4 separate regions of the Homo sapiens genome follow, and all the other regions are linked to region 4. A link is a loop called in an ENCODE intact Hi-C map of the cell type or tissue named here. Cell type or tissue: Calu3. All regions are shown on one strand. Region 1 has its middle 61 kb from the start of TUSC7. Region 2 overlaps LOC124909415 (a long non-coding RNA gene). Region 3 has its middle 15 kb from the start of MIR4447. Region 4 overlaps LOC105374056 (a long non-coding RNA gene).

Region 1 (8,000 bases), 760 kb before region 4:
TCAACACTTCTTCACCTCTATCACCAACAGACTGTATCTCTAAAATTTTATGAATTACTGCTCAAATTCTTCCGGGAGACTTATGATAATTACTACTGCTTCTGCAGAGTTACAAATCTGCTACATCAATTTTAGCCAAAAGATATGTGTCTCAAAAAACAATTTTTCTTCTATGTAGAAGGCCTGAGGCAATTATCCAGGAAGGCTGGTTTTCCTAGGTGGGAATAGGCACTGGGGAAACTGCCTCAACTCTTTCAGGCTTTTAGTGCAGTAGTTGTTTAAAATGTGGATGTCTTGTTCCTTTGAGAATATGATACCGATCTCTCTCATCAGAAATACAAATACTCGTATGTACCAGATGTGTTTCACTTTTGGGGCTTAGGTATTCCTGAAGCTCATTCATGGGCTAAGGATCTGTGGACTTGCATTGTTGTGGTTCATCTGGCTGATGCCCACACTTTCTTTGGAAGAACATGAATAATGAGGGTGAGATTTATACTGTGTTTATGATCTCTTGTTTCAGTTACTATAACCATCTTCTATCTGATTTCTTTGCCTGTCCTCTGCACTGCTACCGTAGTGATATCTCTAAATAAAGTGTAATCAGTTAACACACCCATCTACCCCACGACTCCCTACTGAAAAATTTCAAGAGCTCTTTATCAAAATTCCATTGCAAAGCATCCAAGACCCTTGATGATTTAGCCCCTCCTGCTTCCTGGGCCTCACCTTTCACTCTGCCCTCCTGTGGCCTACGCAAGTTGCCAGGCAATCTCGTACTCCAAGCCTTTGCACATTTGTTCCCTCTATCTGGTATATCACCCTATGCCTTTATTATCATGGGGATTATTATGACCTGTCTGCATTTTTTGAAGACCCAGAGTGGGTTTCACGTCTTTCAGGAAGCTCTATCTAGCCTTTCCACTGTAGAAAAGAAATAACAATGTGTGTGTGGAATGAATTAATGAAAAAACTAGCTGTCAGGAATGATGTTGTTTAGAGGAAGAAGAACTGAACTAATAGTGTGAGGATTTTTCTAGTCTAGAATCGGTTACTAATTCACTACAAATCCTTGAGAAAGTAATTTTCTTTCAGAGTTTTATTTTATGGAAAAATGAGGTGGTTGGACAAAATATTCTCAAATTTCACTTTTTATAAAGCTTTCTTCTTAGTATCTTTCCCCCTCCAGGATGTACTTTGTTGGTATGTTGTGTGATTAGAAGAGAGAAAGAAGAAGGAGGGAAGTTGTATGTACTTGGTATGTGAATTCAACCTGAAGATACCCAGTAATATCTGTGGGTAACATTGATGATAAGCTTTTATTTCAATTACTTTTTCCTGCTGTGAAGCATAAATAAAAATTTTTATTACACTGTTTTCTGTCATTTTATAAGTAAGAAAGAAGTGAGCAAAGGAGAGAAATGTTGCTTACCAACTTACATTCCTCAATTCATTTTTAAAACAATTATCATGGTTCCTAAAATGGTATTTCTGACAGAAAATGGACTAGAAAAAAATATATTCCTACCCATAAAACTTAAAAATGAGAACAAAGACCTTGTCTGTTTTGTTATATGGTTTCCTCTGTGCCGGATATGTATTGGTTGCTCAGTGAATATTTGTTGAATGAAGTATCTGTTCACCATTCTATTCACAGGTATCAAGAAGACCACAGCTCAGGGTGGATATGAGATGCAGAAGAATCTCATTAATTTCATCTTCAGTATTTCAAAATATTTTGACATGGGCTGGACAGAGTACTTACAACTAAAGGATTTATTAAGCTTAGCTGCTCTTGAAATTCCAGAAGGCAAGTTTAGGAACAATCAAGGAAAAAATTCAATTTTTCTTTTTAAAAGTACCTATTTACTTATAAGTGATCAATGTGTTAATTACATTTGTTTTAAACCTATTCACTGAGGTAATCACCGTAAAGAATTGTGTTATTACACTCTTTGAAACCTGTTTCTGTATGAGAGGCTAATGTATTTTTCTTTCAGCAAGGTATTCAGTTGAAACTCCTGATTTGAATATAAGACATTAAAGTATGGGTATTTTCTTTATAAATGCGTTTTCCCCTAAAGTATGTTTTCAAATCACTAACAGAAATAGCTATTTCACATGTACAGAATGCTATATGTTTAAGTGTTTGATTGAATATAAGGATTAATGAGTCACTGTATCTGGTTTCAAACAGCATATAATCTAATAAAGTTAATGAGAGATATAGCGAAGGATAAAATATACCATATGTATGCCATGACAAATATTACTCTTTTCATGTATAGAAGGCTGGATGAGGGAAGCATGGGATCTCTTTCTTAGCATGGTAATCAGAGAAGTTGTCACAAAAAAAGATAGCATATAACCTTGTCCTTAAAAGATGGATATAGTTTTAATAAGCGAAAAGGAAGAGGAAGACATTTCTGGTAGTAAGAATTGCCTGGGAAGAGCAGAGAATCTGGCTGGCATGGAGCATGCATGAGGAACAAGGTCATGTATTTAGTGGGAGCATAAAGTAGGCGACTCAGCAGCAAAGGCCAGAGCCAGATTCTAGGACATTCTGAAAGCCAGATTAAGAGTATTGACTTTCATTCTGTACTCAATGAGCATCCAGTGAAAATGGACTATAGAATGGAGAGACTAGAAGCAGGACATTAAGTTACAATGTTGTATAACTCAGTTATGAGTTGTGACAAAATTATGGTGATGGTAGTCTAAATAGAAGAATGATGAAGGAAGACAATTTGAAAAGAATCACTGTAGTTTAGAAACCATTCTTTCTGGAAAATAATGCAAAAAAAAAAAAGGAGTGGAAAAACAAACCCAAGTTACTGAGAAAATGATGCTGACAGAAAAGACAGGTCAGGAGGGGAAGTGGATTCACCATGATGATGATAATGCTGTTTTGTTGTTTTGTTTTTGAGGGTGTCTTTTCCCCAAGCTTTGGTTTAATAATTCCAAATTCCTCTTTAGCAAACTTTATGCTTTAGATTTTACTGCAGTTGCATGTAAATTTCACATGCGTTGTTTTTTAAAAATTGATGTATATATATATATCATGTATATATATGTATATATGCGTATATATACATATATGTATATATGCGTATATACATATATGTATATACGCATATATACATATATGTATATATGCGTATATGTGTATATATGTGTATATATGTATGTGTGTATATATGTGTATAAATGTGTATACATATATATATATGATGTGTATATATATGTATATAGTTATACATATTTGGGGGTACATGTGATATTTTGATACATGTATACAATGTGTAATGATCAAATGAGGGCAGTTATCATATTTATTGCCTAAAACATTTATCTCTTCTTTGTACTGGGAACATTATAATTCTTCTCTTCTAGCTATTTTGAAATATACAACAAATTATTATTAACTATAATTTCCATACTGTACTATTGAATACTAGAACTTATTATTTCTATGTAAGTATATTTTTATTTATTTTTAAAATATTTATTCTCAACATGCTGAATTTCAGATAAATAACAGAGAGTCAATAAAATTATGGCCAAGTAGAGGTTGAATTCGAGTTCAAAGTTCAGGAATAGGTTTCCAGCTGGTTATGCCAATTTTTTGAGATTTCTGATGACGTGCTCATTATCACAGCCTCAGGACCAATTACACAATGCATGTGAGTATTTATCTTGCTAGAGAAATATCTCTAATTGAGAACCTGATCCCCCCACCCTTTATATCTACCACTACCTCGCTCATTTGGGTCACCAGGTTTAGCCTAAATTAGTTGAAAATACTGTAAACCCAAATTAATACATCATAATTCAGCAGTTTAAATTAAGGTATCAGTGCAACATTTGAAAAGTAAACTTGTAATTAATATATTCATTGATGTAAGAGTAATCTGGGACTCTGAATGTCTACCTGTGTCTAATGGCAGCCCAGTTATACCCAGTTGACCCATAAAACAAAAATGTCATGGTTCCTTTTTCAAAGCATTTTGAAGCTACAGCAGAGATTTAGTTTCTGTCACTGTTATTTCAGCCTCTTAGCTCTATTGGAAATAATACTGCTCTTTTTAGTGGAAGGGGCTGACTTAGTTGCCTGGGGTCCTCAGGCTGCAGGGTGGATTCTTGCCCTCCGTATTGACCATTAATATGCTCAGGGTCCTTTAGGTAGTGGGAAATTATTTCCTTTCTTCCCATTAAGCCTGGGATGTCATGAGGAAGCATCAAAACACTTATTTTCATCTTTGGATTTAGAAAGTACTAAATCAATTTAATGCTGATTTCCTCCTAAAAAGCAGACAGGTGAATTAGAGAGACAAATGAAAAACAGTTATAAGCCATTCACGTATCCTTTTCAGAGATTTTTATCACAGGCCTCCGAAATGTCTATTAAGAATTTAAACCTTTGTTGACTCCATTTAGCCAGCAGTCTGGAAAATGCCAGTGATAAGTACTATTCCTTGAGGAGTTCAGCATCTATTCTTCTTCTCTTCCTTGATAATTCCAGAAATACCATGAAAGGGGTAATAATACCGACAGTAATGAGTGTGCCTTGGGAAATCACTAAACTATAAAATTCACAGGAAAGCACATTTCATATCTTTAAATACATTCCATTGCCTCTGCTAGGTTCAAGCTCAGAGAATTTCAAAATGCAATCACTGCTCTGGCCAGTTGAGGGCGGAATTGCCCTTCTTTTTGCACATACATCGTGCTTATGCGTTTGGAAAAGAGGAACCATCAAACCATCTGCCGAAAGGGGGCACTCAGCTAAGGAAGGAAAATGAGAATGGACAGGCAAATTGGAAAGCTGCAGCACAAAGCGACCCCAGTTTCGTGAAGTATGGGAAAAAAAAAAAAGACATTTCATGCATAAAACTCAAGAGCTGTATCTGATGGAATACATTATGCTTACAGAACAAACAGGTGACTTTCTGATTTTGTCAATTTGTGTGGGTTGGTTTAATTAACCTTTTCTTTGGTAATTTTTAATACCTAGCTAATTTCTGCAAATCCATGTCAATTAAAAAAGGAAAGCCTAGAAGGCTGACTTAGAGTTTCTCAGCCTAATAGTACATTGAGAGGGATTGCAGTAGATTTTGTAATTAATTTCTCATCACAGTTTAGGTATGAAATAATGTGAAAGAAAATGGATAGTGTATGGTGGGACTACTACCTATTTTCTCTCACTATGAATGTATACCCTGATCATTAATAATTCAAAACCAGCAACTTTGCAGATCTCATCAAATAACTTTGTAATGTAACACACCTAAAATATTTATTTGCCGGACTCCTTTTTTATGGAGGAGTCAAAGATTATTTGGAGGATGTCAGTATTTACCTGCTACACCCATGACTTCCTCCATTTTCAAATTCAACTACACACTGCCATCTGGAGCAACTTGGGCTTGATAAAAATCACCTCTGCTACTGGAAACTATGCATTTCTATAGTGCTGCTTCCTCTTGATTTTTTTCTTTCACTGCTTTTTGAAAGTTCATCATATGGCCATTGAATCATAAAGTGAACATATAACTGGATCACAGTCTTTCTCCCGAGATTTATATGCTTAATTTATTTTGTAACCCTCTAGATAAGTCCTTTCACTAAAGCGGCCGTGGATCTTAGGGCCCTCTCTTATTGAACGAAGCAATAGTGCCCAAGAAATTCTTGCACATCTCAAAGTGCAGGAGGGGGAAATGCCCATAAAGAGACCAATTCATCAACATTATAGACGTGAGACCAGAAGTGAGATTACAGACAACTCAATTTATACTCTATCACCATACTAATCTTGTTAAAGCGTAGATTGATTCAAGGAGCTATCCTCCCCATTATATATAGACTCAAACCCATCTTCTTTGGCCTGATATTGACAGCCCTCTTTGAATTCACACCAGCCAGCTCTCCCACCCTTCTTCCTGCTGCCCTTGAGCTCCAGTCAAACTGAGCCACGGAAGTTCAGCATTCACGTTTAAATCCCTTCACCCTGACCAGGGCCCTCTCTCTAGAATTCAACTGACATGAAGAGTGACCAGATTTAGTAAAAGCAGTTTACCTCCCTAATTCCACATATCTATGTGCATCCTTGCTGCCCCAACCTAAATAGAGCTCTGCCATAAAGCCTTCCTCAATGTCATTCGGATACTCTGTACACCTTCTCAGAAGGCATTGCCTCTAGCCTCTCTTACGACACTTCTTTCTACCTCAAAATGTAGTTATTTATAGACATATATTTTCTACCAGACATAAGATGATTGAAAGTAGAATCCATATCTGATACATCCTTTTATCCCCCAAAATATTTAGTGCAATATCCAGCACACATATGCACTCAATAAATATTTATTAATTAACAAATGAATGAATTTAAAGTTTATGGTAAACCAAAGTTATCTACAAAGATGTCTAATAAACCTAATGATATTCAAGTAATTTTCCCTTACAAAAATTAACTATAAGTCAACCCTCTAAACCCAGAAGAGTTATCACCTTGCTGAAGAGCAGTTGCTTAGTCCAATGGGTAGTATCTTATGTGGCTATTTTGAAAGGAGAGGGTACAAAAAATTATGAAAAGCCTAAGTCCATTTACAGGAAATCCTCATTCTTTTTGAAAAAAAATTATGGAAAACATTTTTGAAATACTATCTGGTTCCCAGAAATCTGAACACAACTGCAGTCTCCAACCATAAAAATAGCAATAGTTATCTACCTGAAATTGCCATCCTTCAGTCCCTGTGCTTGATTTTGATAGATTCCTCTGCATGGAATTCATGGATTTCTAGTGAAGTGTAGAGCTAGAACCCCAAGGAAGCAAATTGAGATTCTATAACATTTAAGCCACATCTATATTTTACACTAGCATTACACTAATATTATATACAATTATGTTTATATTAAATATTTATAATGAAGATAAGTTTCAGCTTTTCAGTAGGATTTGAGATTTGAAATACTCCAACTTTGCAATAAGAAACAGGTAAAAAAAAAAACAGAAACAACTAAAAAGCAAATTTTTATTTGGCAATAATGTTGAGGAATAATAGTTTTTTAAGCATCCTTTCGTACTTTACGAAGAATTTAATATGTATTTACTCTCACCATCTACCCTCTTATTAGCCAAATATGTAGTTTTTTTAGTTTCTCTATAATCTTCAAAGCAGATGCATATTTAAGCACCTTAAAAGCAAACAATCCACCTTGATCATGCAATAGTTGTTTTGGGCATTGTGAGAGGTTGAACAGATATGCAAGATATCACATCAGCCCTCTTCAACTAGATGGAAAGACAATTTCACCACGGAGACAAATTAGTAAACGTTTATGCCAATATATCATTAAAAATTAAATAAATGGCATAGATCAATGTGTACTCAGGAAAGGAAGAACCGATGATGATATAAAAGTTTTTAAAAAATTGATTGGAATTTCACCTGAGTCAAGACGGATCTGAGTAAGCTAGGATAGGGTAAACATGGAATATTTATAAAATAAGGGCAATTAAACAATGTTAAGATTGAAAGTGTCATATTTATTGGATGGTAGAAAAACTGCTATATGTTTAGCATTTATTGAGCATTTACAATGTCCCAGGCATCATACTAAGTATCTACTTAAACAGATCATATTAATAATAGTGACTCTAAAGTATGGTCCCTGAGCAAGCTTGGAAACTTACTAAAAATATAATACAAATTATTGGATCCCACACCAGACTTACTAAATCAGCAATTCTGGGAGTGGGTCCAAGGAATCTGTACTTTATCAAGCCTACCAGGTAATTTGAATGCTCACTAAGTTTTTAGCACTGCTATATTAAAGGGAAGAAGGAAATAACCCAGATCAGGGGATGCAAGACCTAGATTTTCAACCAGTAGAATTACATTAGATGCATTAGAAACAGGAAGTTACAGACATATTTTAATAAACCAGTGGCATCAAGAAAGTGATGTTTATTTAGTTCTGGTTGCTCAGAAGAAATA
Region 2 (8,000 bases), 490 kb before region 4:
GTTGGGTAATAAGAGATCTAAAAGGATTTCTTTTTTAAAGAGCACTATGGTTAAAAGTCAGCTTAATTAAAAGTGGATAAACAAGCTATAGATATATCTAAAAGGCCTTTATGCTTTTCTCTTCTTGGAACTTGTTTTTCTGGAAAAAAGGTTTTTTCTTCTCAGTTGACTGAATGATTTTTCTCCATTTTTTTTTGTCTTGCCACTCTTAATACACACATGAGAGTCCCTAAGATAACTTCTGGTAGCCTGGGACTCCTTGGGAAAAACAGAAGAGGCACCACAGACCCAGTTTTAGGGAAAAAACAAAACAACAACAACAAAAAACCTTTTTTTCCCCTCATGAAATCCCAGGAATTAAAAGCAAATAGATCCCTCTCAAAATCAAAGGCTCTGTTCTGCTTTTTGCATCCTTTGCATCGCGTTATCTGAGTTTGGGGGGTATCAGAAATTACTTCACATTATGAGAGTGCTTTGGTTTGTAATACCTAGGTAGGAAATATACTTTAAGTGATAGCTAATAGTAGTTATGGAGGGATACTTGACTCTTTGACTCTTTGCACTCTTGGATCAGAGAAGCATGTTCTTGGCCACCTGGAAGATAAGGAACCATCCCCAGCCCCCACTGAAAGGTAAGACTCCCATGAGGGATGGGCTGACTACTAAACCGGCTGATTGGCTTTGGCTTGCCTTGCACTGAAATGCAAAGTAAAAGCGCTGCACTGTCTTCTCCCGTAGTGTTTCCCTCCTTTTGGGGATCCAGGAGCCAGTAAAAAAAAATGGCGCTCTTAATTTTGGGGATCTTTGCCTTCAGCTGCTTATTTGCTGCTTATTTTGCCCTAGAAACACATGCTTTTCTGGCCCTGTTCTTGCAAGGGCTCCACCCTGAAGCCAGTAATGCAATTAAGAAACTGGCAAGTAAAAAATTGTACAAGTGCTGAATTTTCTGTCTGTCTGTGTATTTATATGTTGTTGTATGTTTATATATAAAAGAGCTCTAATTGTCTTAGAAAAATAAGTGCTTAAATCAAATATTTTGCCAGAAAAATAGAAAATGTAATGCCTTTTTGTTCACGTGACTTTAGTAATCTTTTGGAAATAAAGACAGTTTTAAAGATTGTTGGTAAAATAAAAAGTCTTGAAAATGTAGACATTAGGTCTAAATTAAGGTCAGATATCAGATTTGTGGAATGCTTTAAGGTCAAACTGTTTTCTCTGACTATAAAAAATTGTTCAGTTTACCTACCTTTAAGCCATTAGATTCTAGATAAGGCATGGGGATATGTGAAATTAGCCATGTCCCCTACCTATACAAAGAAAAATATAAAGAAAGAGATTTTATATAAGAAAGGATCTTGCATGGTAAATTCTTGTCCTAAAGTAAAATGACTGGTTGTTTAAAAGGAGGGATGTTTAAGGCAAGTCAGGAAGTCCAAGAATATCTCAGATGGTCTGTGTAAGTCATAAAAGGATTTGTGAAAGGGAATTTATGCAAGAAATGTTGTACAATTCAAAAGTCGTTAGGCCTCCCAAATGCTTTATAAAATGCCACTATAACTCTTGCTGTGCAACTTGCCTGCTTAAGTAAGGCAAGGCCAGGGGACATGTGGAGTTAGCCATGCCCCTTAGCTATGCTGTAGAGTCAGCTCTAATCTGCACTGCTGCCTGGTGTGTCCTAGGCGAGGCTCCACAACTAGTACACAATTAAAATTACTTACTAACCAGGGTTTTCACCATAAGTAAAAGTCACTAAAAGTTAACATGTAATATGTAATTGAGACTACTGAAGAAACAATTTTACATGTAAGGTGTGTAAGAAAAGTAAAATGTATTTTTTGTAAAAGATTATAAGAAGACATGGGAATGTGGATTTTTTTCCCTAAAGGGTTGAAGAGTTATTTTAAATTAGATGGAATAAAGTTGAAAGTTTGAACTGTTGTGGAAGGTTTATAAAAATTAATTGTAAGAGATTCTGTGTGTGAACATAATGGCTAAAGTTAGAGGGGTATTATTCAGTTTTTCTATAAATTAAACTTTGGAATAATAGCACAGCAGGTTTTTCTTAGAGCACTGATCTGCTCTTTCACAAAAAAAAAATGTAAAGGGTTATAAAAGGTTTATAAGAATCTTACCTTAAGGTTAAACATTGAAATGGGTAAATATGTCTATAATGTTTTATTAAAAATTGGGTTTGACATCAATAATGCACTAATGCAACAGTGACATTTGGCTTATTTGGTATGAAAATCATACAGGAAGCATTATCAAATATGAAATGTTATTTGGTTTTCTTTAGGCTGTATTTGTATAAATATGTTATTAGTAAGTGTTCTAAAATAATAAGAAAGTCCTATAATTCTAATGACTTAGTGTAGGTTTTTAATAATTATAATTGTTTCATAAAATCATTCTATGCCACAAAGTTAACCACATTTCTTTGTCAATCATGTTTTTGACTGTGGCTGTCCTAAGATGTTTTGCCATCCACAGACAATTGTTGTCTTGTTTTAATCCTCTTCAAAAGGTGGTTCATAATCAACTATAGAACTCTAACAGGTGTTCTTAAATGCAGGTTTCTAATAACTTTGGAAATTGTAACATTAGAACAGAAGAAACAACTTTCAGAACTCTCATGAAGAGCTGGAATGTTCATGAATATCAAATAGATAGGAATTAACTGAATTAACTGAACCAATAGAAAACGGAAGTAATCTTTTTAGCTTTGCTTAAAATGCTGCTGATCCTTTGTTTTGTTTTTCAGAGGCAAGGAAACTTTTCTTTTGAGCTATTTACAGCTTGTAGCAATTAAGTATACTCCTGTGAACAAAATTTGGAGCATATTTGTTTCTCTCTACCTGATTTCTCCAGAATTTGGAAACTAGTTGTGAGTTTTCTTAACTTATGGCAATATAGTTATTTGCATAAGTTCAATAAGAATCTGTTTTATTTTGTAATGGACACAATTAGAGAAATTGGTTATTTTGACAAGGCTCTGACTGGAATGGTGTGTTTTCCTTTAAGGAATTAAACTTGACTTATAAAGCCAATAAAAGCCCCTTGGGGAACTGGCCTCATACCTTGCCTACACAGTCCCTGTACAGGGTTTCTGATCTGTGGTGAGTAAAGAATGTATGTCACTTTCTGACAGGTCCAGAATCCCCAAGTTATCTTGGGACCTCAAGAGGAAAAAATTTACCCAACTCATAGATATTTGAGGGTTAAACACCCATGGCTGGGCTCGGCTTTAAAAAAGTCTTATCTGAAATTCCTTCTATGGAACAGAGTTCCATCAAAGCCAATTTAAAAATAGCTTATGTGGAAAATAATTATTCTTGCTGCACTTTATACAAATTATCAGGCCAAGTATAATAAAGCAAATTGGTCTTACTATGATTTGTCTTTAGTAAAAATGGGAAAGTGGAGAGAGAAATATTATATTTCAAGAACCATGGTACACTTATTAAATTCTAGTCTCATTAGTTGTTTTTACATTTGTTTCTGCAATTTAGGCTAACCCTGCTTATTCCTGTGAACCACATAATGATCTCTGACTGTTGCTCAGAAGAAACAAGAGGGATGGGTAATGTAAAAATCTGGATCAGTATTCTAATTCTGGGCACATTACAATAGCTAATAACCCCATATCAGCTTAGTTCCAACAGTTGCCCAGTTCATGAAAAGCCTTCTAACTCAGTTTACTTGGAATAACTTTACTTATTTTGCTTTACTCTTGTGAATATATTGCTGTTATAGTCTTTGTGCAGGAATATAGAACAAGCTTACTGAATGTTTTCTTAAACTAAACACTTATTAATCTTCCAGATATCACCTCTTGTCAAAACTTGAGAGTCACAAATGGCCCTCTCCACACTGATATTTTCTGACTGAGCTCCTCTCTACCCTGAACACAAGAGACCCTGATAGTTAGGCAGAAATATCATCACCCCATTCAACCCGAAGAAGTTATGGAAGATGGATTTTCATCCCTCTGCAACCCTTAGAATTAAGGGTTCCCTTATAAAAGGGAGGAGGTAAATGTCAGAGACATGTGAACCAGAGCAACTCCATCTTGTTATTTGTTTTTGTTTGTTTGTTTGTTTTTTGAGACAGAGTCTTGCTCTGTCACCCAGGCTAGAGTGCAGTGGCACAATCTTGGCTCACTGCAACCTCTACCTCCCGGGTTCAAGTGATTTTACCACTTCAGCCTCCCGAGTAGCTAGGATCACAGATGTTCGCTACCACACCAGGCTAATTTTTTGTTTGTATTTTTAGTAGAGATGTGGTTTCACCACATTGACCAGGCTGGTCTAGAACTCCTGACCTCAGGTGATCCGCCTGCCTCAGCCTCCCAAAGTGATGGGATTACAGGCGTGAGCCACAGCACCCAGCCACAACTCCATCTTAAATAGGAGCTGGGTAAAATGAGGCTGAAACCCACTGGACTGCATTCCCAGATGGTTAAGGCATTCTAAGTCACAGGATGAGATAAGAGGTCACCACAAAATACAGGTCATAAAGACCTTGCTGATAATACAGGTTGCAGTGAAGGAGATGGCCAAAACCCTCCAAAACCAAAATGGCTATGAGAGTGACCTCTGGTAGTCCTCCCTGCTACACTCCCACCAGCACCATGACAGTTTACAAATGCCATGGCAACATCAAGAAGTTAGCCTATATAGTCTAAAAAGGTGAGGCATGAAGAATCCACCCCTTGTTTAGCATATCATCAAGAAGTAACCATAAAAATGGGCAACCAGCAGCCCTCAGGGCTGCTCTATGGAATAGCCATTCTTTTATTCCTTTACTTTTTTAACAAACTTGCTTTCACTTTGCACTGTGGACTTGCCCTGAATTCTTTCTTGCACGAGATCCAAGAACCCTCTTCCGGGGTCAGGGTTGGGATTCCCTTCCTGTAACAAATGTACTTCTGAATGTACTCTACTGGGGGATGGGTAAATACATTGTACTATATCTGTACAATGGGATATTACTTGGTAATAAAAATGAACAAAGTACTGATACATGCTACAACATGGATGGATCTCAAATGCATTACACTAATTGAATAAGCCAGACATGAAGCTCTAATATTGTGTTACTCCGTTTATATAACATTCTGACAAAGGAAAACTATAGGGACAGAGACAAATTAGTAATTGTCAGGGGGTAAAGGCTTAACTGAAAAAGGCTAGCACCTGTGTGTGTGGTGTGTGTGTGTGTGTGTGTGTTGTGTATGTGTGTGCATATGGGTTGACAGAAATATTCTGTATTTTGATTGTAGTGGTGTTATACTACTCCGTATTTATCAAAACACACGGAACTTGATACCAAAAACACACAATTTATTGCATCCATATTAAAAAATAAATCTGAATAAGGTAGCAATAAAATATTCTAAGTTCAAAAACAATTTTAGTTGATATTTCATACTTCTTGGACTCCTTGAGAAGTTTGGAGATGAAAAAGCAAACAAAACAAAAGTAAAATACAAAAATCTTTTTCCTCGACCTTAAATTTCACAATCTAATGAACAAGATAAACTTGAAGGGAAAAATATAAAAAGCTTTATGTTGAGATAAAAATATAAAAAGCTACCTCTAGAAGAGGTAGCACAATCTCAACATAAAGGTATGCACAATCTAAAGTACGTGAAAGATCAATTATTACTGGAATAGGTGTTCCCTTCCGGGTCAATTTTACCTAACATACATTCTTATAGTGGTTAACTTTTGCTGCTAAAACAAAACCAGCTCCCCAAAAGTAAAAGCAGCTGGGGTTCCCATGGCTGCCTCAATGGCTCTCCATCCTAAGGTACAGCGTGAGGCTAGGGGTGCTGTAGCCCCTCTCCTCTTCCACTTCATTATCCGAACCACTGTTATTCAGCAAGGTGTGGCCTCTAACCCTGCCATTCTGTCTCTTTTCCCTATAGCTGTACTGATTCCACAGTGGATAAGACATTCTCCTCTCAAGAACTCATGGTTTTGGGGTGTGTCAGTGGGATATCAAGTAAAGTGAACAGCTTTTGGAGACCACAAAAGGGGCAAGGTTTATTTCTTTATCTATGATGGATATATAGATTTGATAGTTTTTAAAAATGGCTAAACTGAACTACTCGTGAGCTTTTTTTTCCATTTTTCCCATCCCCTGGGAGCCCACTGAGCAGCTCCCTCCCTGCCTTATCTCACCAGCTATAATAATGAGCTCCAGGGGGACCTTGCTACTGCCTTTGAAGTAACACATTTCTCTGAATGTCTTTGAAATTTCTCTTCGTACATTGTTTGTTTCTGGTTTACTCTGTCTTCTTGTAGAGGGGGGTCTGACAGTTGTTGCAGGGAGGGGGAGGTCCAGGATGACAGCTCAGGAATGTGTAAATTGAACAAAACAAAAACACAAACAAAACAAAATAAGAAAGAAAGAGAGGAAGAAAAAAAAGACTTCCCCACCCACTGCCAGAGCAGGAATGTAAGCACTTTCACTGGAGTTGCTGAAGCATCTTGCAGGCTGCAGGCAGAGAATGACAGCCAAGGACAGATGCAGCTGGGATGCCTGAAGCTGTCACAGAGGAAGTGGCCTGCTGGAGACAGGTTCTAGGGAGAGCAGAGGGACAAGCCCAGGGGAGGAGCAGAGAGGCAGAGCAGGAGAGGGACTCTGCCCTCTACTCCACTCCCCAGGATTTTAAAAGCATAAGAATCCTGAGGCTGAAATAGTTTAGGCTCCCCACATGCCAAGCAGAGAATACACAGCACATCTGTTTTGATGTGTATACTTTCTACATGGAAAGACCTAAAAAAATTTTTGAAAGTTCAGGAGAGGGGAGATTAGATTTAGCATTCAGGAGACCCAAAAGGTTATAAAATGCAGGAAGAAACCTGGTAGAACCTTGATTTAGCCATCTACTAACACTCAGGATGAAAGAATTAAATTTCACTCTACGGGGAATTAATCAGCCACTATCTCCAGTTGATTAGATTGCAACTTGATGGTGCAGTAGTGGGAATATAAAGAAAACCAGATTGCATTGGCTCTTGAAACATGAAGAGGGCAATCCCCTCCCCGGAAATCCAGTGTGTAATAAAAAAAACAGACTGACAAAGTCAGCGCAATGTTATTTGGCTTTATTTTCATAAAAATACTTGTCTGAGGAGACCATTAGATTTGGAAATGAGGGTTAGAGGTCAGGGGCCCTCAGGGAAACTTGTGATGCTCTAGCAGAGTAGCAGAAGGCAGAGTGCAACTTCCCCAGTTGAAAGGACACTGGGAGTTTTTACTTCTGCTTTTCTGGGCTCCTTCGGAACATTTGCCTGTGCTTTTATAATTACATCTCTGACTCATATCTGAACTTGGATTCCTGACTTCCCTCATCCTTGCCCTACACACTTAATTAAATTGTATAATCATCCTTGACTCTTCTAACTTCTCCTTCTTGCCCTTCTGACCCAGTCAGTCTCCAAGTCTTTATTTTTCTTTTGTGAGGTTTTTTTTTTTTGTTTTTTGTTTTTTGTTTTTGCTATCACTTCAAGTCCCTATCACCACCTATTTAAACTCTGTCAACACCCTTTAAATGTTCTCTCCCTAGCTCCCTCCTACCATTTACCCCTCCTCAATGTAGCTGGGGGAGCATTTTCAGTTGTGTTCTTTTGCCTCCCCCTCCCCATCTGAAGGTCAGGTCCATGTTTACACCCTTCTTTTTATTAGACCAGGGATCATGGATTACAGCTGAGAATTTCTAAAGTCTCATTAGGGTGGAGACCAGAGAACAAAAACAGATTTTTTTTAGCTCACATGGAATATTCACAAAAATTAAATTTGTAACAATTACAGAGAGAAAGGCTCAAACAATTCCAATGAATCAACATCAGAATATGTTCCCTAACTCTACTGAAATAAAGTTAGAAAAACAATAATTTTAAAAAGAGCCAAAAATGTTACCTAGTCCTGAAACTAAAAAGCCTGCTATTAAATTACCCTTGGGCTTAAGCAGAAATCATAAGAGAAATTAT
Region 3 (8,000 bases), 660 kb before region 4:
TGGTTAATACATTTTCTGGAGTTTCAATACTCAGTGTGACTATGCTAGTATCTTGCTTAGTTACTGTGTTTCTTCAGCCCAATTTTTCTATTAGTGTATTTAGGTAATCAGAGGTATAGAAATTCTGAGATAAATACTACCTTCATTCTATAGCTCCAGAGATTGTGCCATCTGCATTTAAAAAGTGCTACACATGCATATGTTATAGAGAATAAGGTGGATGTGAAGAACATAACTAAACTGCAGAAAAGAACATAAATATCTATAATTTCATTTGTAACTAAGGATTTAAAGCACCCTCCTTCCATTTCATAGATTAGGATAACGAAGCCCCAAAGTATTAAGAGGCTTAAATGAAGAAAGAATCCACTATTAACCCCTGATGTTTAAATTATACATAATTTCATGTTCTATGTATATAGCTGCCCTCTTTAAGAGAGTATAAAAAATAAATAAGAAAAAAAGATACCCTAAAATAAACAGTATCAGTCCTCTTTATTACAATGTTTCAGAATAGACCCTGATGTCTGGTTGAGGTTGGGGGAAAAATTAATTCCTGGTTTTAGTATATGTACAAAATACTCTTTGAAGCCTTTCTCTGTGAATTCTGTATCGTCTCCAAGTGTTGATCATTCTAAATGGTACATGAGAGTCATTTAATATGAAAAGCTCTATGTCTTAGTGTGATTTGCACCACTATCTCTTCCTGTTGGTGTCTGTTGTAAATTTTCAGCCCCCACCTAGCAATTTCTTTTCATAACGAACACAGGCTTCATGAGTCAACTTCAACTATAAACATTTTATTATCTGAGCATTTCATAGGCAATGAAACATACGGTGTTTAGAATTCTAAGAATACTGGAGATGAAGGGTAAGAAAGAGAGACCTGTGTTTTTCCCCCTGAAATTCAAAATGCTGAATATCTCTTTAAATATCTGGCACTGTAATTTAAGTAAGTGGATTTTCTCCCAAAAAAAGTTTTTAAAATCTGCTTCTGAAATTAATCTATAAATCACCAAATTCAATCAGTACCAAAAACAGTAAGTGATTTAATAAAGGGTTAAATCTGCATAGTGCTGTGCAGGAAGCAACTTGCCTTGATGCCAGAATGAAATCCTAGAGTACATGTCTATGAATGAAGTATAAATTACAAAAGCACAGAATTGCCATGCAAAAAGGTAGAGACCCCTGATACATATCTTAACCTGTATCATCATGTCAGTACCTTCCTAAATCCTCAAACTTGTGGTTGCCTTGGAAATGTGGCAATTCATAACCTTTCCACCCGGCCTTCCCCTGGCTGCCAATGGAAAGAAAGAAGATGAATGATTTTAATTCTTGCTGCTGCCCTGCCCAATGCAGCTCTGCTGCCAGCTGGTTTTGCTGCAGCCCTGGTTATAGGAGGTTGGGTTCATGTGAATTTTTTACATGGAGATCACAGAAATAGAAGGAAGGACATTGTGGAGAAGGGGTTGCTTCTCATGGAGTAACATTAAGGTAGCACAATAGGGCAATAAACATGGGGGCATATAGTTGTACTTCTGAGTGTTCTACCACAAGAGGATGAGTGGTTTTATCCTTGCCCAAAACAGAAGCCTGACTAGATGCTACTTTTGAATAAGTCAACACAAATACACAGCAGTCCATTAAAAGAAGAAAATAATGTGTGGCAAAGTGTGGAATGGCCTGATGGAAAGGATTATTCTGAACTTGATTTTTTTAAAGGCTTTCTCGAGCTTTAGGAGGAGGAAGTGCTGAGCTATCTTGGTGAGAAACTACAAAAACAGTATCCCTGGGGGCAGGTGACAGAACCAAGGACAGTCATAGCAGGAGAAGAAGACGACAGGTCAGAATAGGGAACAGCAACAGCCAAGCGACTACAGTTACCTGAATTTTGTTCCTGACTCTGCTCTTACAATTTGCCAGGACTGGGAATTTGCCAGAACTTTGGAATGGAACTACTCAATCCTTCACAGTTGCCTGGAACAAACACAGACACGCACTCACAAATACATACAGTACGAGAAGCAGAGATATGGACATTAGGGGATTGGAATATTAGTTTGTTTACACTGGAGGAAGTAAAGAAAGGAAGAAAGCAAGACAAGAAAAAAGACAGCAACCCAGGAAAGAAAAGTCAGACAGTGATAAATTGTGAATCTGGTGTAGGGTTGTTTCTGATAAGGAAACACCATAGGAATCAGGACCTGGGAACTTTCTTTCAGATGTATACACATTTCCCTAAAGCAAACTGTTAAAGACTTTTAAACATAAAACTGTCACAGCAGAGGGTATCAGGGAGAAATAATGGTGTTCTCACACGCAGCTCAAAGTACTGTACAAAATTTGCTTTTTGACATCTTTGCAAGACACCTAGAGGCACAAGGGGGCATATTTCTGTGATCTTTGTAGAATCCTGAACACAGGTACACACAGCTTAGAATTCAGAACCCCAAAGTTCCTTTAGACAAGTTTAATAATAACTGAACCTAAATACCTGTCTATCTTTGATGCATGTATTATACAAATGAAAACTAATGAAGCACTAAAGAACACTGTGTTCAAACCCAAGAAATGCAAATCAGAAAAAACAAACAAACAAACAAACAAAAAAACACTTAAGCCTTGACCAAGAAACGCTGGTTCTAAGCAGTAAGGCTAGCCAACTTGCGGTGATGCATTCAGCCAAACGAGAGAAGAGAGAAAAGGAAAGAGAAAAAGATCCTGAAAAGGTTTTTTTTTTTGCTTTCAGTGACTCACATATTTATGTTTCTGTGTCATCTATCTGCCTATACCATTTCCCCTCCTTCCCTTTCCTTCCATGTTTCTATATGTTGCTAAATCCCTTCTGCCCCCGCCACTCCCTCTCTTGCCAACTCTTCCATTCTTCGGTGATTTGTTGCTGACTCCCCTGCAGGTCCAGCTGCGTGCTTTTCATTGTTCTGTAAGTTGCCTCCCCCCCTTCCCTTTTTCCTCTCCATCTCTGAAGTGAAACATACGTGCATGGTCAGCAGACGCACAAACACGCTGCTATGCTAACTTCTCTCTGCCACTTTCCGGTGATGGACACTCCGAATGTTTAGCACAGCACGCCGAAATGTTGATGTAACAATGAGAAGCTCTTCACCTGCAACGCTAATTAATCGTAAACACGTTCCTTTCAAGGTAGGAGTTCTGGCACTGATGCCTGGAGGAGAAATTGGATTTTCTTTAGAAGGCAAACAAAAATCCCCTTCAGATGCTAGGTGGCAGTGTTAACTCACAAACAGGCACACATCTAAGACTTGCCAAGTCACACATGTAATTTGGTTTAAGTGAGACGGACAAAAAAGTGGAGAACTCATAGAGATGGTTTGACGCCAAAAAATAAGTTGCCGCGACTGTCCATGAAGGAGTTCATAAACATGCAAAGTTGAGCGTTACTCTTTAAAAGGATTCCTCGCCAAAGACAGCTGATATTTTAAGTGTCTGCCTTGTAATTTCAGCATCAAGATTTCAAAGCAATATTGTTTTTTAAAAATATGACGTTGGTAGAGATACCCCAGATGTTTAATATTTTTCCTACTCCACCTGAATTTCCCATCTGAATAAATGTGATCAGTATTCATAGCAACTAGAAAAGAATCTGAACACCAAGCATTGCTCTTATTATAACGGGATCTCAGGGACAGGTTGTCTTCCTCTTTTTCCAGGTGATCACTGCCACACAGTTCTTTCATTCCTAAATTTCCCAAAATAGGATCCCCAGGGACACCTTTTACTCTTTCTTCTCTTTTACATGCCAATCAATCACCTTGACTTGTGGATTCACTCATATAAATATTGCTGAAATCCACAGTCACCTTGTAAGGCCTGTTGCTCGTGGTTTAGTTCAATTCCTTATTTTTCTTCCTTAGAAGATTGTGGTAGGCTATTAGGTGAACATTCTCCATTTCATATCTTTCCCAACCATATATTAACCACAAACATGAAGAGTGGTCTTCTTGAACACGCATCTGAGCATATAACTCTTTTCCCTAAAAAACTGGGATGGATATGACTTATATATAGGATAAAGTGCACATACACATACATATACCTTAATGAAACTTATAAGGCCCCTTTATGACCTGGCCTCATTTATCTCAACTTTTTCTTTTCTCAGGCTTCCTCCTTACGCATTGTACAATCCAGCCACATATATTCCTGAGGGATTCTCTTTATATGTCAAATTATATCACACCTCCAAGCCTTTTACATGCTGTTCTCTCTGCCAGAAATAATCTTCCTTCCTTTTCTCACCAGGTAAACACCTTATTCAATCATGTATTTATTGTGCAAAACCCCAGGGCAAATGCTACCTCTCTGAGCTTCCTAAGTGAGGTTAACTGTCCTATGTGCTTATACTTACAGATACACATATAGATATAGCTATAGACACACACCTTTATGTAAAGGGTCTCTCAGTTTATTGTAACTATCTTTTTATATAAGTTCTCCTTCAATAAACTATGAACCCCTAAAAAGCAAAGTTGCTGATGTAGTCATGTATGTAGCTCCACAGATTACTTCAGAAGAACTGTACTGTATCAATGTTTCAATAAAGGATTAGAGAATGAATGGAAGATGGACTGTTTTTCAATATGTTTGTGTTCAAAGAAGCATCTTATTATTAGGTTGCCAAAAGAATTTTACTGAGTAAAGTGTAATGAGTGACACTTCTGAGCATCAGCATAGTGCATATTGGAGAACCAACTACTTTAATTCCTAAAAATTTGCAATTTTAAAGACTATTTCCCCAGACTACATTTATCCTTGTCCATCAATATAAAAATCTAGCTATTTTAAATAAATTATTTTTGTCATCTTGAAAATCCACTTCTTTATACAATCATACATTTTCTTTTTACATCTTTTAATTATTCCAACAAATCTTTCCTTTGTAAGACACAGAAAGTCATTTCAAACAAAGTTAAGCAAAAAGATAATTTATTAGCTCACGTTAATGGAAAAAATATTGGGATACTTCACAGAATCCATGCTTTCATTTACTTAAAGAATATTTTTGAGGATTTATTGTATATTGGTCCTATAATAATCAACAATACAGATAGAAAACTCCTTTTCTTGTTACATTAACTTGGGTTTAGACCAATGATTCTCAACTGGGCATGGCTTTTCTCCCCAGGGACATTTGTCAATGAGTAGAGACATTTTCTGTTATCACAACTGGTTCTACAGGCATCTAGTGAGTAGAGCAAGAGACTCTGCAAACACCTCATGAGGCACAGGAAGTCCACCATGACACAGAATTATCCAGCCAAGGATGTGAATAGGGCATAGATTGAGAACCTTGTAAAGAAGTAGACTGTGTCATATGAAAAGAACAGTAGATACCAAGGCTGTGACAAGAACAGGTTTGGCATGTTTGAGAAAAAGGACATGGTCCTTTATGGTTGGGGCAGAGGAAATGAAGGCAAGAGTATAGGAGATGAAGTCAGATACAGAGCTGGAATAAGATCACAAAGGGCATCGTAAGTTGTATTAAGGGTTTTAACTTCCACTCTGAGCAAGATGGAAAGCTGTCAACAGGTTTTGCTCAGAGATATAGTATGATGTGACTTAATTTTTAAAAGATCAATCTGTCTGCTACATGGAGAAAGAAAAAACATGCAGAATGGCAAAGGAGAAAATAGGAATTTGGTCATTACAATAGTCCAGGAGAGAGAAGATGGTGATTTGTACCAGGATGGTAGCAATAGCACAATAGAAAGAGGTTAGAATCTGGATATATTTTGAGGTAGAGAAAATAGGATTTGCTGATGGTTTGAATGTGGGTATGAAAGAAAGAGGAGCCAAGCTTGTTTCAGAGGTTTTGGTCTAAGCAACTGACACAATAAAGATAGCATGTACTTCAATGGAAAGACTGTGAAAGAATGAGGAGATAAGGAGCTCAGAAAGTCCAAGTAAGACACAGAATTGTCCACTGGATAAACACACCTTGAATTGAGAGAAGAGTATTTTGAATATGTATTTTGAAGTATCAACTCTATAGATAAGGCCTAGATGAGGTCACTTAGGAAGTGAGTTTAGATAAACCAGAAGTGTCCGAGCCCTTAGGAATCTCCAACAGTTACAGAGGTTAGAGAAAAAAAAGAACATCTTGCCAAAGGGACTGAGAAGGATCATTGAATAAGGTAGGTAGAAACCCAGATGAGGTTAAGTACAGAGTGGCTCCCCAGAGACCAAGAGAGATGCTCAAAGGAAAGGCAATAACAAAACATGTCCAGTGCTCTTGATAGGTCAAGATAATGATGCCTGAGAATTCATGATTGGATTTTGAAATGTGAAGATGGCTGGTGATCAGAACAAGGGCAGTATCAGTGAAAATGGAGAAAGCCCCTGTGGAGTCGCTCAAAGGAGGTAGTATGTTATTTATGGAAAAATATGTATGTGGTAAAACTCTTAATAATTAAAAGGAAAGGAAATATATACTTAAAATTTAAGATAGCCGTTATCTTTTCTCTAAGGAAGGCAATGAAATGTATATAGAAAGTATATAGAAATGTATATAGAAAGGAACACAGAGGAAAGTAAAATAGAATTGGTAATATTATAATTCTTAAGTTATGTTATTATGCTTCACAATGTAAAACATGTTACATATATTTTTCTGCATGAACAAAAAATAACATAACTGAAACCTACAAAGAGGAAAGGGGATGTGTAGAATTGGAGTCAGTGATTGTAAGACTGACTACTCTTTTGAGAAGTTTGTAGAGAAATGAGCTAATGATTAGAGATGCTATAAACTTATTTTTTGCCTTGGTTTTAAGATGAATGATATTAATATTTGTGCTAGTGGGAATGTCTCTGTGATAGTGGGAATGTAGAGGTGGGGAAATGATGAAGCAGGATCCAGAAAGCTGGTAGAATAAGGGCTTCAGGTACTGGAAACCTGATACTGTGCTGTCAAGACTCACACTGCCTGCCTTTCAACTCTGCTTGCCTTTATTGAGCTTTATGCTGTTGTAGAAGGCTTTCTTTAGAGATGGCAACTGTCAGCTACAGGTTCACATCCTCCCAATTTAGTAAACACGGTATATAGAGAGGAAAACTCCTTCTCTCAACATCTGTGTATCAATTCCAGAAGAAATTCTGACTGATCCTGCTTAAATGGTAGTCATTGATTGGTAAAGCCTAAGTTGCACATCTACACCTGGGCCTAGGCAATTGGCATCTATTAACAGAACCTATCATGTACAGCACAGCCAAGTATAATAAATTAACTCAGTCCACTACAATCATGAATGATTTCTAACACCAGAAAAAAATAAAACACAATTCATAACAATATTATGTTGGGGCTGGACAAGGTGGCTCATGACTGTAACCCCAGCACATTGGGAGGCCGAGGAGGGCAGATCACTTGAGGTCAGGAGTTCAAGTCCAGCCTGGCCAACATGGTGAAACCCTGTCTCTACTAATATACAAAAGTTAGCTGGGTGTGGTGGTAGGTGCCTGTTGTCCCAGATACTCAGGAGCCTGAGGCATGAGAATCGCTTGAACCCAGGAGGCGGAGGTTGCACTGAGACAAGATCGTGCCACTGCATTCCAGCCTGGGTGACCGAGTGAGACAGTCTAAAAAAAAAAAAAAATGTTGGAATAAAAGGTATAGTTGGAAAAAGTAACAAATGAATTAGAGTCTGTTCTTGATGATACATGGTATCTGCCACCTTCCAAAATATGTCTTTTGTTTTCTTTTTTTCTCACTAAGAGGAATAAAGGCTTAATGTTGAGATTCTTTTTTGATTAGAAAGTTTGGTTAATTTAAGAATGTGTCACATATTAAATCATGCTTTTCAAAGAACTATAGAGCAATTGGAGAGATATTTTGGAATCTGAATATTGATGAAAATGGCAAAGATGCTTTGAGAGAATCCAGAGCATTATTTTGGGCAAAGGAGAGAGAAGCAAATTGATTTCAATAGTTAGGTGAGGCAATCTCTCAGAAAGATAAC
Region 4 (8,000 bases):
TATCATCCCTACCATCGCAAACATGGTTGGGATGATCTGGTCCCAGTTGATCTGGTCATAGTCTGAGCCTCAACCCTTCAATCTTTAATCTGCACTCTGTGACCAATAAAAATTTTAGAATTCTCAAGCAAGAACTTGAATACTATTTTTGGCATTTTTAAAACAAAAATCTGTAATGGTTATTAATTGATGTAGGCATGGTTGAATAGACAGTTTTCTTTGAAAACCTTTGCCATTGAGCAAATAAATACTTAAACCAAATTTCATCAAAGTGCAGTCCTGCTGTAGCAGAATCAAATGCAATAGTTGTTTAAAATGCAGATTTCAGAGCCCCACCACCAATAATGATAATTTAGTAGGTCTAGACCAGGGAACAGAATCTGAGTTTAAACAGCATCATTCTAGTTATTCTCATGCAGTCTAAAATGTGGGAACCATCACTTGAAGCTATAGTTGTTTTCCTTTAATTGTTCTATTTTAAATAAGTACATTATATAGCAAATATACTGTCATATCATTATCCTATAAATTTAGAGGTTAGGGGTATCTACCCAGGAATATTTGGTTTCTCTATTACTTCATTGTGAGAACCTGAACACAATTTACTGTCACAGTTTCCCAACAAATCTAAAAATTTACTGGTGATATTATTTATACTTCTAAAGTTATTTAATAAAAAATATTTAATTAACATCTTATTCTATTATTTGATTATATTCCTAAAATGTAAACTTCTATGATAGTTCATACAGTTACAAATATCCAGCTTGTAAAGAACATATTAGAAAGACTCATTTTTGTTGATGGGGAGGGAATCCCAAGAATTTGCCATTCCCTGGAAATATATTCACCAGGAATTTCCTAGAATTTATGAAATTATACCACATAAATTTCCACCCATGTCTACCCACTGGTAAACTGAGGAGAGAGAAAAATCAGTGATTATTTGTGGATTAAAAATGAGATACATCAGACAGCAACATGTCCTAGGTATCAAAACAAATCAGAGAGTATTAACCTGGAGTCGTGTCATGTAACACAGAGGAAAAAACAGTGCATCATGTTTCAAAGCCTGGATTCTTGTTTGGAGTCATCCACTAACAGTGATGTGGGCATCTGTTTCCTCATCTGAAATTTAAGACTGTGAGACAAGATGATACAGAGACATCCTCTCAGTTCTGACAGTCTGTGTTTTTCATCCACACTTGCAGTGATATAGACCTATCAGGAGGGACGACTGGAATCCTGACTAGATTGAGTTAGATTTAGAGCATCTCAGAGATAAGCCTGCGTGTGGTCTCCTTACAGGATAGCAAAAAATATTGCAGGGCACGCACATAGGCAGGAGTGTGAGGTTTCTAGAATGTCATGGCTGCTGCAGGATAAGGTTGAATTGTGGGTCCTGGAAAGAGGTGACCAGGGAGCTCAGCTGTGACTGAGGATGAGGTGATTAGGGGACAGTTTCTGAGTCAGGCTGCCTGAGGCAGGGGAGAGGGCCTGAGGGCAGGGTCACTTCCTGGAGCATTACCAGTCCTGAGCATCACCACTTAAACATCAGAGAGAAAGGAAGAAAGGCGATAGGTAAGTGACACTTCCCGATATCGCCTTGGGAGAATGGCTTTTGCTTTATTTTTCTTTTCTTTTATTATTTTCAAAAGAAAACATCAGGAAAGCTAGTCAAGCCAGCTGCCTTTTGAGTAAACAAAGAACCAGAGTTCAGGGAGCAAGGGTGGCAGTAAAGATGGATAAGTCAGAGGGTAGGTGTTTTTCTCTCAACATGAATTGTGAGAAGTTTCTCAAAACTTACATTATAAATAAATGATAGTACTAACATTTTTTTCTTTTTTCTTTCTTTTCTATTGACTGACCATGACACTTCTGTCTCACAATTCCTCACCATTTTGCCATGAGGTTTTCTCCTTCCCCTTGCCTAGGTTCAGAATAAAAGATGCCTATATATTAGGTCCCGCCAGAAAAAAAGGCAAGAACTCACGTGTTAGTAAAACATTTAATAAACCTCAGCACACACTTGGCCAAATTCCTGGAAGATCAGAGCTGCATCCCTGAAATTTCTTTTTATCTTGATCCAGTTAACTGCCTGTTTAGAGTAAATGATGTGCTCCCACGTTCTTTATACTGTCCTCCCCATATAAGCATATACACGAGAGGATTATACCTGCTCTCCGGAAGCTTATAATTCAGACGTTATTACCCCTTTTGGAAGTATTCTCTGGGAAGCTCTTTTCACTAATGTTCAATTTCAACAATAGTATTACTATAATAGCTAAGTTTCATTTAGTGCTTAGTGTGTTCTAAGCACTCTCAAAAGTGCTTCATATATATTTAATCATTAACTCTTACCATAACTCTATGCCCTAGGTAATATTATTGTCCCCATTTTACAAATAAGAAAACAAGCACCAAGAGATGTTAGGTGAACTTGCCTAGAGTTACACAAAGAATAAGTGACTGAGCCACTCATTGAAATGCTGCTCTTGCAAGAAAACATAAAATTGTATGATGGTGCCACATAACACATACTTGACACGGGCTTTGAAGGCAGAGAAGCCTGGGTTCAAATAAAATTCAGCCACATACTAGCTGCATGATTCTAGGACAAGTTACAGAACCTGAGGCCATCAGTTATCATCTGTCAAAATGGAGTGAATACTTATAAAGGTTACATGAGGGTCAAAAATAATGTATAAAAGGAGCCTGGTACATAGTTGTCATTCAAAGAGAGCTGCTGATGTTATTAACATTAGTTGACTATGTAATATTACTTAAAACTCTTACTTCCTATTTTTCTTCCTACTGCAATAAAGTTTCTGCCATTTCTTCTCTCTGTGTGAAGTTTTTCTTCTTCCTCGGTCTGTAGCTGGAATGTGCCTTTCTGTGCCAAGCCCACTGACTCATGGTGATATAGCCCACAGAGCAGGGTGCAAGCAATAGAAGGGCCATACCAGGCCACAACATATGTCTCAGATTCCCAGGACAAGCTTTGTTCACGGCATGGAAGAATGGCTGGTTAACTTAATCCCAGGGTTGCATTCTCCGTAATGATACATCTCAGGCCATCGATCCATGGCTTTATTTTCAAGCTTGTTTAAGCAGGAGCTATAAAAAACAGAGCATCATGCACGTGCAATATGGAATTAAGCCTCACACTCTTACCACTCTAATTCTCTTAGATACCTATTTGTTTGTCTTGATTTTAGAAAGCAGAATTCAGTAAAGAAACAAATTGGGGAATATTTTTTAGGGTTATAATCTTCCACGTAATGATATAAACGATTCTGTGTAGAATTGCTATCTTGCTGGTGAGTTGTTTTCTGAAATAATGTGCCCAAAACAGAAATCAGCATTGTTTTTTTGAGGCAATTCACTGTGGCATTGTGGCTGCTGTGAATGTTCTAGAAATTGTAAAATACGCTTTTGCAAACGTAGAGATGGTTTTAGTTTTCTTATATCAATAAGCAGTAGGATTAAATGTAACAGGCTTACGAGAAATGAGGGAAATATTCAATGCATTTTGCGATAAAGAGCAAAGGAAGCTCAAAGCTCCTTCAGCCATAACGACATCCTTGTTTCTTCTTCCTTTTCCTTTCCCAGTGTGTGTATGAAAACCAGGAAACAAGGGAGAATCAAGTGCTGGGTTGGGTGAGGTTAAGAGAATCGGGTTCTCTTCACATTTACCTTGGACTTTTCAGGAACTTTCCTATAATTCATTTAAGCTCAATAAGTTCTATTATCTTCTTTGGTAGAGCTTGTTGGGGGGACTATAGTAATCCTGCCAAGAAAATGTTATCTTGTTCCTCAAATAACAAAAAAGTGATTTGTATAAAAGCAAGGTTCATAATGTAAAATCTAAGTATATTTGAAAGAAAAAATTTCTAAAATATTTGAGTCTCGAGTAAATTCCTTGAGCTTCACACCATACAACTTAGTTCTTGGTAAATTAAAAGTAGGGCTTCTAGTGATTTGCATAAAAACTCTCAAGAGGAGGACCTCAGATACATGGCTTATCAAACTGGCACTTCATAGAGTCTGGGCCATATCAGATCCTTGAATGCTTGCTTCTTAATAGTAACTCCTATATAGTTTCTAAGGGGTTTCGGCTGTCTATATTATGAGGAGTGCATGTTTTTAAGAGCTTTACAGGGGTCAGGAGAATTGGCTTCTCTCTCTTCATTTGCATTTAACGTTCTAAAAGTTCTTAAGCTGGAAATGATCTGAGAACTCTCTCTGGGAATCTATTTCTTAGTTTCTAAATAATCAAACCTATCATCAGTCAATGCACTGTTTTATCTTCCTTCAGGCAAGTTTAAAATATGTACATATATATGTTATAGAAGCTGTTTTTTTTTCAAACCTCATTTTATGAGCCAATATGTTTGTTTCCCAAAGAAAAAAAATGTTTGTTTTCATGATTTTGGCAGAAACAAATGTTTTCTTTGGGGCTGTTCAAATAGTCATATTTTCAAGTTTTCTTGCTTCTTTCTATTGGGGGGAGCACCCCCTGGTGGAATACCATGAAAATGTTTGCCACGTGTTTTGACTCTAATATTCAACAGACAGATGTGTTTTGCAAATATTACTTTTACACAAAGCACACTCAGAACCATTTTGCCAATGTTAATGTCTTGGAAAATTCCATGCCTTCTTTCTAATTATCACCACAGTATTCAGAATGGGCTCCCTTGTTTTAGGTGTTACACAGTTGTGGTCAGAGATGCTGCAGCAGTCTCTGTGGGTCAGAAATGAGTCGGGAAGGGCACTCTGGCATTATGTTCCTACTTGTGGGAAAAAAGGGACCCTTTTCTCCTTTCCCTCAGTTCTTCCTTCTTTCCTTCCATTTCTTCCTGCTACTACAAACAAAATGGCATTTGTTGGAGGGTCTGACTGGGTGAGAAAACAGTCGGCCATGACAGTGCCCAGTTATAGGTAAAGCCTAAGGTACATCTCTTTCCAGAGTAACGTCCCTGTCACTGCAAGCTGGGGGAGATTAACAGAAAGGGAATTTGCTGGGAGATATTCTTAATCCCCCATATCCCCCCAAATATAAATTTAAATTAGTACTAAAAACATATCAGATTAATCAATAAGCCTGTAATTTCTGTATCTTATAGAGAAAAAAGTATCATCCCCAAGGTAACTGGAAAGGATGGGGCACTATTGTTTATCATTGCTGTTGTGTGCTGAATTGTGTCTCCCCTCCTCATAATTCATATGTTGCAGCTCTAACTTTCAGCAACTCAGAATGTGCCTTTATTTGGAAACAGGGTTTTGCAGACGTAATTAGTTAAGATGAGGGTATGCTGGGGTAGGGTGACCAATGTGACTGGTGTCCTTATAAAAAAGGGAAATTTGGACACAGACAAACACACAGAGAACAGTATGTGAACATGAAGGCAGAGATTGCAGTAATACATCTACAAACCACATTTCTAAGAAGAGACCAATCCTACCAAGACCTTGATTTTGAACTTGTAGCCTCCAGAGTTTTCAGACGATACATTACTGTTATGTAAGCCACTCAGTTTGTGGTACTTGGTTACAACAATCCTAGCAAATGAACCTTCCTCTGAACTCAAGTGGTGGTCCCTTCCCACACATAACCTTTCTGAGTAGAGACCAGTTTTTGTAGCTGCTGTTGTTTTAAAGTAAGGACTGAAACAGTTTACTGCCTCCATCAACTATTGCATCATGTTATGCAGCCTGTATTTTCTTAAGAATGAAAATAACGTTTTCTTTATAAAAGCAAGCCAAAATGGACTATAAATTATATAGATGTTTCTTGGCTCACAGAGAACTATAATTCATCTGGAACCAAGTAGGAATGGATCTCCATATTTTTAAATTTTTATATTTTTAAATTTTGTGGGTACATAGTAGGTGTATATATATATATGTGGGGTACATGAGATATGTTGATACAGGCATACAATGTATAATAATCACATCAGCATAAATGGAGTCTCTATCATGTTAAGCATTTATCCTTTCTTTGTGTTACAAACAATCCAATTATACATTTAGTTATTGTTCAATGTACAATAAATTATTATTGACTGTAGTTACCCCGTTGTGCTATCAAATACTAGATCCTAGTCATCCTATTTAACTATATTCTTGTATACATTAACCATCTCTACTTCCCCATCACCTCACTACCCTTCCCAGCCTCTAGTAACCATCCTTCTACTCTCCATCTCCAGGAGTTTAATTGTTTTAACGTTTAGCTCCCACAGATAAATGAGAAAATACAAAGTTTGTCTTTCTGTGCCTTGCTCATTTCACTTAACATAATGACCTCCAGTTCCATCCATGTTGCTGCAAATGACAGGATCTCATTCTTTTTTATGGCTGAATAGTACTCCACTGTGTATATGTACCACATTTTTAAAAATCCATTCATCTGTTGATGGGCACTTAGATTGCTTCAAATTATTGGTTGTTCTGCATAGTGCTGTAATAAACATGGGATTACAGACAGCTCTTTGATTCACTGATTTTCTTTCTTTTGGATATATACCTAGCCATGGGATTGCTGGACCCTATGGTAGTTCTATTGTAAGTTTTCTGAGGAAACTCCAAACTGTTCTCCATAGTGGTTGTACTAATTTACATTCCCACCAACAGTGTACAAAGGTTCCCTTTTCTCCACATCATTGCCAGCATTTGTTATTGCTCATCTTTTGAATAAAACAAGTTTTAACTTGTTTTATTCAAAAGAGGTAAGATCATGTCTCATTGTGGTATTGATTTGCATTTCTCTGATGATGAATGATATCGAGCACCTTTTCATATACCTGTTTGGCATTTGTATGTCTTCTTTTGAGAAAGTCTATTCAGATCTTTTGTCTATTTTTTAATTGGATTTTTAGATTTTTTCCTAGGGAGTTGCTTGAGCCCCTTATTCTAGTTATTAATCCCTTGTCAGATGCATAGTTTGTAAATATTTTCTCCCATTCTGTGGATTGTCTCTTCACTCTGTTGATTGTTTCCTTTGCTATGCAGAAGCCTTTTAACTTCACGTGATCCCATTTGTCTATTTTTATTTTGGTTGCCTGTGCTTATGGAGTATTACTCGAGAAATTTTTGCCTGGCCCAATATCCTGGAGAGTTTTCCTAATATTTTCTTTTTGTAGTTTCATACTCTGAGGTCTTAGATTTTAATTCCTTAATCTACATTGTCTTGGTTTTTGTATATGGTGAGAGATAGGGTTCTGGTTTTTACTTTTCTGCATAGGGATATCCAGTTTTCTCAGCACCATTTTATTGAAGAGAATGTCCTTTCCCCAATGTATGTTCTTGCCACACTTGTCAAAAATGAGTTCACTCTAGATGTATGAATTTGTTTTTGGGTTCTCTATTCTGTTCTGTTGGTCTATGTGTCCGTTTTTACAACAGTATCATGCTGTTTTGGTTACTATAGCTGAGTAGAGACCAATTTGAATGATCTCTGTTACTACAGCTGAATAGAGGCAAATCTGAATTGTCTCTACTGAGCCACAGTAACTTCCCATGGTCCCCAGGCCATCCCATGGTCTCCTGGCCAACTACTTTCAAAAGCACTTAAGACAAAGATGGAAGGTAGATAGCAGGTTGGATGCTGGGCAATATATGGCCAGTCTCCCAAGTCCCAAGTGATTCTTCCCCAATACAAAGTCCTAACAATAACTTTCACTGCCACTGCGCAGAACCTAAATGTAATGGCAAAACTGCTAAAGAGCTCAGAGTCTCTCTCCATGTTCTGTGTTCCCGATAACCTGAGTGTGGTTATTCTAGCAGGCAAACAAAATAGAAACAGAGATATGTGTCACCTGAAATACCTGTGTTGGTTGGAGTTTTCTTCAAAACTCTTCTACCTGTCTTTGATACAGCAGTTCATTACAGCGAGTCTCATCCTCTACTATACAAGGTCATGATTCTCTTGCCCAAGGGACTGTCCTCCATGCTGTTCCCCAAATACAGCAAAACCTTTTCCCCATTTGATC

Evidence for each region. Hi-C counts contacts between places; a loop is a spot of excess contacts. Peaks named below come from ENCODE experiments on the same cell type or tissue, not always from the same donor. Only the 100,000 strongest peaks of a DNase experiment are listed, where the experiment ranks them.
Region 1: a loop joins it to region 4, with 7 times the contacts of the local background. A loop is called at or near these places in 25 of 110 quality-filtered maps.
Region 2: a loop joins it to region 4, with 4 times the contacts of the local background. A loop is called at or near these places in 7 of 110 quality-filtered maps.
Region 3: a loop joins it to region 4, with 10 times the contacts of the local background. A loop is called at or near these places in 17 of 110 quality-filtered maps.

The regions. Positions count from the first base shown.
Region 1 is chr3:116,766,303-116,774,302 of GRCh38, forward strand. No RefSeq gene overlaps it. Among named protein-coding and RNA genes, the nearest start is that of TUSC7, 61 kb to the left of the region's middle. In Calu3, a CTCF peak has its summit at 4,750 (motif pointing right); a DNase peak (open chromatin) is centred at 4,729.
Region 2 is chr3:117,029,376-117,037,375 of GRCh38, forward strand. All of the region lies in intron 1 of LOC124909415 (a long non-coding RNA gene), which reads right to left. Among named protein-coding and RNA genes, the nearest start is that of LINC00901, 110 kb to the left of the region's middle. In Calu3, no CTCF peak of the experiment used is centred here; no DNase peak of the experiment used is centred here.
Region 3 is chr3:116,861,289-116,869,288 of GRCh38, forward strand. No RefSeq gene overlaps it. Among named protein-coding and RNA genes, the nearest start is that of MIR4447, 15 kb to the left of the region's middle. In Calu3, a CTCF peak has its summit at 3,200; a DNase peak (open chromatin) is centred at 3,243.
Region 4 is chr3:117,522,154-117,530,153 of GRCh38, forward strand. All of the region lies in intron 2 of LOC105374056 (a long non-coding RNA gene), which reads left to right. Among named protein-coding and RNA genes, the nearest start is that of LINC02024, 160 kb to the right of the region's middle. In Calu3, no CTCF peak of the experiment used is centred here; a DNase peak (open chromatin) is centred at 4,518.